2 separate regions of the Homo sapiens genome follow, and region 1 is linked to region 2. The links are chromatin contacts, found by Hi-C or POLR2A ChIA-PET in ENCODE. All regions are on one chromosome and are shown on one strand. The core of a region is the stretch at or near the end of the contact, and the rest is flanking DNA. Distances in the headings are between cores, read along the strand shown. Region 1 holds the start of TMEM41A (transmembrane protein 41A). Region 2 overlaps MAP3K13 (mitogen-activated protein kinase kinase kinase 13).

The links. A loop is a pair of places that touch in the nucleus more often than their neighbours do. ChIA-PET counts read pairs that join two places held with the same protein, here RNA polymerase II (POLR2A). Pooled maps may share reads with other maps.
Region 1: a pooled map shows a loop between it and region 2 (8-fold over the local background). The contact joins the promoter of TMEM41A here to the enhancer-like site in region 2. A Hi-C loop is called at or near these places in 1 of 37 single-sample maps with no recorded cell type and 4 of 50 pooled maps. POLR2A ChIA-PET finds 5 or more read pairs at or near these places in 3 of 52 experiments (H1, RWPE1 and WTC11).

Annotation. Positions count from the first base shown.
Region 1 is chr3:185,496,957-185,500,817 of GRCh38, reverse strand. It overlaps TMEM41A (transmembrane protein 41A), which reads left to right and starts at 1,783. Exons shown (of 5, transcript NM_080652.4): 1 at 1,783-1,975; 2 at 3,837-3,861. The coding sequence starts at 1,857. TMEM41A-DT (TMEM41A divergent transcript) reads right to left here and starts at 1,669. Exons shown (of 3, transcript XR_924792.3): 1 at 1,048-1,669. RefSeq lists a silencer at 1,662-1,801.
Region 2 is chr3:185,419,569-185,423,746 of GRCh38, reverse strand. The region is part of intron 1 of MAP3K13 (mitogen-activated protein kinase kinase kinase 13); the gene reads right to left. Among named protein-coding and RNA genes, the nearest start is that of MAP3K13, 59 kb to the right of the region's middle. Within about 2 kb of position 2,811, at least 4 of the 41 ENCODE cell types and tissues checked have a DNase peak (open chromatin) inside an H3K27ac peak, as active enhancers do.

The DNA.
Region 1 (3,861 bases), core at 534-3,033, 78 kb before region 2:
TCTATCTGGTGACCACACTGTATCAGGATATGTAGAATTGCTTTCCTCTTTTAGGAGGCTACCTAGTATTCCATTTGTGAATAGTTAACCTAGCCAGTCACCAGCTGATGGGCATTTAGGTTGTTCCCAATCTCCTAACATAAAAACAAAGCTGAGAGAATACCCTTAAATATACATCTTTGCTACCTATGGGGATTCTTGGATGTGGAATTAAATTCCAGTACATTCTTGGATGTAGGTTACATTCTTGGACGTAGAATTGCTGAGATCTTGTGCACATGGATTCTGAAAGGTGCTCCCTATTTGGCCCAACAGGTGCTTTAAATGATAGGACAAGGATGCTTTCTCTCTGTTGTCCAGGCTTTTGACACTTTGGAGTTCTCTTTCTGTCCCTTCCTTCGTTTACTCAGTGACATATCATACCAATCCAACTACCCCCAGCCTCCTCCCTCCATGTCCACTGCTGTGGTCCTGGGTCAGGCCTGAGTGCTTTCTTTCTTTCTTTTTTGAGACAAAATTTCGCTCTTGTCGCCAAGGCTGGAGTGCAGTGGTGCAATGTCGGGAAAGTAACTGCAACCTCTGCCTTCCAGGTTCAAGCGATTCTCGTGCCTCAGCCTCCCGAGTAGCTGGGATTACAGGCACATGCCATCATGCTCGGCTAATTATTGTATTTTTAGTACAGACGGGGTTTCACCATGTTGGACAGGCTGGTCTCGAACTCCTGACATCAAGTGATCCGCCCGCCTGGGCCTCCCAAAATCCTCGGATTACAGGCGTGAGCCACCATGCCCAGCCAGGCCGGCGTACTTTCTTATCAGGACAGTTGTGGCTATCAAGTCAGCACGTATTCTAATCATCTGCCAAAGCGAACATCCTAAAACAGGAACGAAATCATTCTCTTACTTAAACACCTCTGTTGGTGTCTCATCTACATTATTAAAAATCTAACTCCTTAGCCTGCCTTCAGTGCACTCTTGTTTGTCCCCAGATTCTCACTTATTTCTCATATACCTTAGGCTTCACTGAAACTGGATTCTGGTGCCTTACCTGGGACCGTGTTCACCCATTCCCTTCTTTTTCTGCTTGAAGAAAAGTGTTGCTCATCCTTGAAGGTAAACTTAAACTCCATGTCCTCCATAAAGCCACACAGTGTTAAGGGCCACTGGTTTTGGACTCAGGTTGACTTGGATTCTTATACTGTCTCTCTTTTGGGGGGATGTCATTTAATTCTTCTGAAACTCAGAGTTTTCATCTGTTAGAGAAAGACAAAAATACCTACCTTGGAGGATGATTGTGAGGCTCAGGGATGCGGGAATATAGTAGGAGCTGAATTAAAAGCAATTCTGATTATTTCCGTGGTCACTATTGCCGCCCCACCGCACTTGATTGCAGCCCCTGGTGCTACACCAGCTACATTTGCTTTATGTGACAGCAGGTTGTGGACAAGACTGCCTTGATCTCTAGACTGCAAGCTCGCTGTGGGCCGGGCTCACGATTCACCCCCGGATCTCCCAGCCCTGGCACCAAGCCGGCACTGGGGGCGCGCCATGCCTGCAGAATAAGTGGGGAAAGCGACAGGGATAAACGTAGAAAAACAAGCACAGACAGACGGAGAGAGGGCAGACTGGGAGGCAGGTTTTTCCCGGAGTCTCCACCGAAGGACAGAGAGGGCGGAGTCAGAATCGGGGGCGGGGGCCTGGCTCAGGAGGTGGGGCCTGGTTCGGAGGCGGGTCTCGGCGCGGACCCCTCCCTGGTCCGTCAGTGAACGTGCTCCGCGGGCTCAGTCCGCCCGCCGCTGCGTCCCGGAGTGCAAGTGAGCTTCTCGGCTGCCCCGCGGGCCGGGGTGCGGAGCCGACATGCGCCCGCTTCTCGGCCTCCTTCTGGTCTTCGCCGGCTGCACCTTCGCCTTGTACTTGCTGTCGACGCGACTGCCCCGCGGGCGGAGACTGGGCTCCACCGAGGAGGCTGGAGGCAGGTGCGTGGCGGGAATCCGGGTTCGGGTCAGAGGAAGGGAGCCGGGTCCGAGGACCGGGGCTGGGAATCGGAGATTCGGAGATTCGGGTTCCGGTATCGGAGGCGTTGGGAATTGAGGTTCACTTATCGGACTGGAATCCGGGTCTGGTATCCGGGCCCGCGTCCGCACGGTCTCGGACAGAAGGGTGGATGGGAGCCCGGCTCCGGGCCTGACTGGGACCTGTGTGGTGCTGGCTGCAGGGTGTGCAGGGCGTCACGCCGCGGTGCCTTTGGTTGGGTGGATTTGCCGAGGGAGACGCGGCGCTGAGCCTGCCCGCGCCGTTGCTTTCCCAGTCCCAGCCCTGGGCCCCATTTCCAGCCCACCTTCGCCCCCGTGCGGGCCCCCAGCCTCTTCAAGTCCACTTTCAACTGTCTCTCCTCCTCCCCACCCCACTTACGTCAGGTCTGCCCTTGAGACTTTAGACATTAGATCTTCAGGAGAAATATTGCATAGACAACTTTAAATTATTCACGAATTAATTATCGACTCTGCCCGTCTTCCTGGTTGTCTCTACTTTTACCTTTTTTTTTTTTTTTTCTGAGACGGAGTCTTGCTCTGTCACCCAGGCTGGAGTGCAGTGGCGCGATCTCGGCTCACTTTAACCTCCTCCTCCCGGGTTCAAGCGATTCACCTGCCTCAGTTTCCCAAGTAATTGGGACTACAGGCGCGCGCCACCACGGCCGGCTAATTTTTGTATTTTTAGTAGGGACGCGGGGGGGGGGTCTCATTATGTTGGCCAGGCTGGTCTCGAACTCCTGACCTCAGGTAATCCGCCTGCCTCAGCCTCCCAAAGTGTTGGGATTACAGGCGTGAGCCATCGCGCCTGGCCTCCTTTTCCCCTTCTAATGAACGACTGGTCGAGGCAGGAGGCAGAGCAATACTTACCTGGCCGGTTTTTGTGAGTGCTGCATACTCTTTATAAAGTGCATGGAAGTGTGCCTAGTACAGCATTGCGTGGTTAAGGGAATTACTGATATTTGACTATTAAGGCAGCTGTTTTCAGTTACTGTATTCTTTTGCTGTAGCTAAGAAGGCTCTGCTGTGGGTGTCGGACATACCGAGAGAAACTCTCGTGAGAAGTAGGAGGGTTTGCTCATGATTAATCAGTGATGGATTCAAGGACTGTTCAGATGGCAGAGGCAAGATAGCCTTGCTACTATAACCCTTGGGCAGGATTCAAAGTGCATTGAGGACCAGATTAAGAGCAGAGTTAAATAGTAGGCTCTTTGAAAGGGTTCGATTCAAGCCTGACATATTATCAAAAAAGTTACATTTATCCTATGGGATAGATATACTTTCCTGAAGAATCTCTAATTGGCTTTATAGTGAATGCTAAAAAGTCGTTTTACTTGGCACCTCAGGAACAGTTTGAAGTCTGAATTGTTCTTGGTTTGTGGGGGAGGCAGTGTCCTTGAAAGGAAGGCAATTTGAGACATTTAGAACTTGCCTGGAAATGAATCCATTTGCCTCTTAAGAACAGATTCTAAAATCCCAGAGCTAAAGGGGAACTTAATGACTGTTTAGCACCAACCTCTCACTTTTTAGATAAGGAAAGAGACTCAGGGACTAGTCCAAGGACGTAAAACAGAAAGTAGCAGGGTTGGGATGCTAACCCAGGTCTCTTGCTTCCAAACTAGGGCTCTCCTGTCTGTCTCCGCAACGTCGTATCAGGTCATCTGTCATTGGGAGTGTATGTGTTCCCAGCAGATCAGATGATGGGCATATTTATAAACCTACTCTGAAAAGAAGACACAGCGAGTGACTTTCATGGGCACTGGACTGATCTGAACTCATGTTTCCATCTGCTTTTCCAAATCCCCAGGTCGCTGTGGTTCCCCTCCGACCTG
Region 2 (4,178 bases), core at 1,562-4,061:
CAGTGCAGGTGATTCTTCCCTCCTAACAAACCAGAGAGATCACTTTAACTGGACGGGGTTAGGTTAAGAGGCACTTAAATTATAGGGTATGGAGAAATCTAGGCCTTGAGAAGCTCCCTGGGAATATAAGGTTGGGGCAGGGGGAAGAAAGAAGAAAAACTGGAGCCCTTTGTTACAGACACCATTCCACCCACTCCAGCCTCCCCTCCCCTGTTCTTTTCGTGCTCATCTCTGAGCTTTGACATTACTGATCTCCTCATTATACTTTCTGGCTGATCACCTGCCACAACCTTGAGCTGTCTCCTGCCTTTGGCCTCTCTGACCTTGCCCTGCCTCATCTCTTTTAAGACTGCTGATTTCATACTATCTGACCTAGCCAGTGACTCAGCAGTTACTTCCGGTCTGCCTTGGCTGCCAGGACTCTTGGTTATCCTATACAGCAGCAGTCCCCAACCTCTTTGGCACCAGGGACCAGTTTTGTGGAAGACACTACTTCCACGGACCAGGCAGGGGGGATGGTTTCAAGATGGTTCAAGTGCATTACATGTATTGTGTACTTTATTTCTATTATAATTACATTGTAATACATAATGAAGTAATTCTACAACTCACTATAATGTAGAATCAGTGGGAGCCCTGAGCTTGTTTTCCTGCAACTAGACAGTCCTATCTGGGGGTGATGGGGGACAGTGACAGATCATTAGTCATTAGATTCTCATAAAGGGCACATAACCTAGATCCCTAGATCCCTCGCATGCACAGTTCACAATAGGGTTTGTGCTCCCATGAGAATCTAATGCCCCATGGATCTGACAGGAGGTGGAGCTCAGGTGGTAATGCAAGTGACAGGGAGTGGCTGTAAACACAGAGGAAGCTCTGCTCGCTCACCCACCTGCTGCTCACCTCCTGCTGTTCCGCCCAGTTCCTAACAGGCCACAGACTGGTACCAGACCATGGCCTGGAGGTTGGGAACCCCTGCTATACAGCACAAGTCTTACGTGCTATTGGCTCACATGAATTGCATACCCAAATATATATGTGAATTTCAGCCAAACACTTACTTGTGTGATTTATTTTTTTGAATCAAACTATCAGACTTTATATTAATTCCTCGTAAATTTCTACTTTGTCAATTTTTTATCCCGAACTTCTGCCCAATACATAATGTTAGGATGGGCTCATACACAGAAAGTTAGAAAAACACATGTTTGTTTTGTAATTTTTTTCCTATCTCTAACAGGTTAAGGATGAATGTAAAGTGGACCTGTTCCCATTGGCATGAGAATGAGTCTAATCACAGTCATCATACGCGTTTGATATTTAAGAGATCAGGGGAAAACAGGACAATCAAGGAATATGGTTCAACCTACTTATTTCACATATGAGAATCAAATTTCAGAGAGATTGTCGACTTGCTTAATATAACATCTGACCAGTGGCAGAGCTGAGATGAGTCCTCCTTCCTCAGCCCAGCTCCTTCCACTAGCATGGTTGTTTGTTTATTTGAAGAGAAACAAATAGCCGTGGTATCATGGCCACTGATGACAAAAACAATAGCAAGTCCCAGTGCTATTCTAGATGCACTAAAACTATTCCCAAGGAAACACTAGTGCCTACCTAGCGGGGTGACCCTGCGCCTATCCACAGGCCAGCAGGAGGCTACCCACTGACTGCTCTCAGAGTAGGCAGAGGTGAGGTAAACCTCAAGGGTGTATAAAGATGTGTAGTCAAATAGGCTTCCCTCATGCTCACCAAGAATATCTAGTCCAACGGGTCCCAACAAAGGCAGAGAAATAGAGAGGTACAAGAACAAAGGGAAAGAAAAATCATCACCATGGCTATATTCAAATATGATCAGAGCTGACTCTACATTTAAGAAGAGTGTAGGAAGCTAAAAATACCTAAGTTTTACCTGTGTTTGTATGCACACCCACACGCTGCCACTGCACAGTGAAGAGACTGTTAGGTGGAAACTGCGGGAACACAGGTGGTTCCACTATCTCTGGCTGTCTTCTGCCCTCTCAGTTCCTCTCTCCCTGTGCAAATCTGGCTCAGGTACCCTCATGGGAACTGATTGTTTGGTCCTTTCAATTCATAAGAAATCAAAACTAGTATAAATTAGAAGGAGACAGAAAGGAAGTGGGGCAAGATTTTTGAATGTTGAGAGTCAAAGGGAAAAAGACAAGGAACATTGGAGGGATAAAGGGCAAGTTTGGAATGGCACCCTTATCAAAAGAAAGTACTATGGGAGCCAGGTGCGGTGGCTCATGCCTGTAATCCCAGCACTTTGGGAGGCTGAGGCAGGCAGATCACCTGAGGTCAGGAGTTCGAGATCAGCCTGCTCAACATGGTGAAACCCCATCTCTACTAAACTACAAAAAATTAGCTGGGCATGGTGGCAGGCGCCTGTAATTCCAGCTACTCGGGAGGCTGAGGCAGGAGAATTGCTTGAACCCAGGCAGGAGGTGGAGAATGCAGTGAACCGAGATGCTGCCACTGCACTTCAGCCTGGGCAATAGAGGGAGACTCCGCCTCGAAAACAAAACAAAAACAAACAAACAAAACAAAACAAAACAAAAAAAGAAAAGAAAAGAAAAGAAAAAAGAAAAAGAAAGTACTCCGGGAAGGTCTGTAGGTGAGGTGATGCTACTGCCGCCCTTACAACAGGTCCCGATCCGCAAAGGGTGCAGGAAGTGCTCCCGTATCTGCCCTTGAGGAACACTTTCCCTACCTTCTGAGTTTCTTGGCCCCAAGAGGAGGAAGTGGTTTGTGCAAAATTAGTAGGCAAGAGTTGGAGACAGCAGCAGCTGTGCATTTGGCAGGGCACTGCCAATTTCTGGAAATTACCTTGGTTTTGTGCCAAGATCCCAGGATGCAATGTAGAGAGAAAGAGGAATGGAGGAGGTAATGTGGCCAAATGGCCCTTAAATTCTTGGATTTCTATCATAGAATACAATTTTTCCCATGTTACTAATTGAGGATTTTTATAATGATCAGATTTTAAATTTTATATCATAAATATGAATAAATCAAAGATTTTGGACAATTTAGCCCCACAAAGTTTTTGATGTGACTAAAATTGAATAAAAAATTAAAGTAAGCATTATTGCTACAAGATTTATTGATTGACACTGAGCTCTTTCTAAGCTATCTTCTCTTTACTTGGCGTCTTCTTGCCTATCTTTAAAAATGAATACAACACTGCCATCTTAGTCTTCTGGTCATTTCTCTAAAATTCATATAGCAGTTGAGAACATAAAATAATTTCTGCTTCTAGGAGCATCAATCCCATTTTAAAACTTAGATTACTTTACTTGTGCATAGTAATAACATAAAATGATCTTTCCAGGATAGAGGTCTGTCACCCAGATCTTAATTTGAACTTTGAAAACATTAGCTAGCTTCTTCGAATGGAGTTGTGTGATTAGAAGTATGTGACTTCAAATCAGGTAAAAAGAATGGCCTACAATCGTGCCTTTATCCCTACTTACTCTCTTAACTGTGGACCATCTCCTGAAACGCCTATTTGAAGGAACAATAAAAACTCAAATCGACAAAATCCACTGACCTACCTCTTTTCATCTTCTTTATAATATTTCATGAAACAATTATGCATTCAAAAATATTGATTCCATGTTTACCATGTACCTATATTTTCGGTTAAGATTATGAATGTTTAATAATCTTGAAGTATGCTGGAGACATCAAAAAAATAAAAATTACAAAGAAGCAAATTCTCCATGGTGACAAATTACCTTTTGAATACCAGTACCTATAAATGCAACTGTGATTACAGTTAAAATAAGTTTATTGTAGGCTTTAAAATGAATAAAGATACTTCATTTTCAGAGTAGTAGTCTATAAATTTATCAAGAAATAGAAACTTGTGAGGCTTCAAAAATGCCTTAAGTCAAAGGTGAAACATCTTGACCAAAGGAATGATTTATCCATAAATCATATCATAAATGCTATCTCCATAAATCTTTAATAAATAATATATGGTATTTTAAGTATTAATATTCAACATTTTCTGACCTAAATCCAGCTGCCATATGAATGATAAAATCAGTAACTTTAAATGTTTTAAAAATAAGATACAGACATATATGTACCTTTAAATATATAAATATTAATAGGCATAAAAATTTAAAATGTGTATAATTAAGTAAGCATTTTAA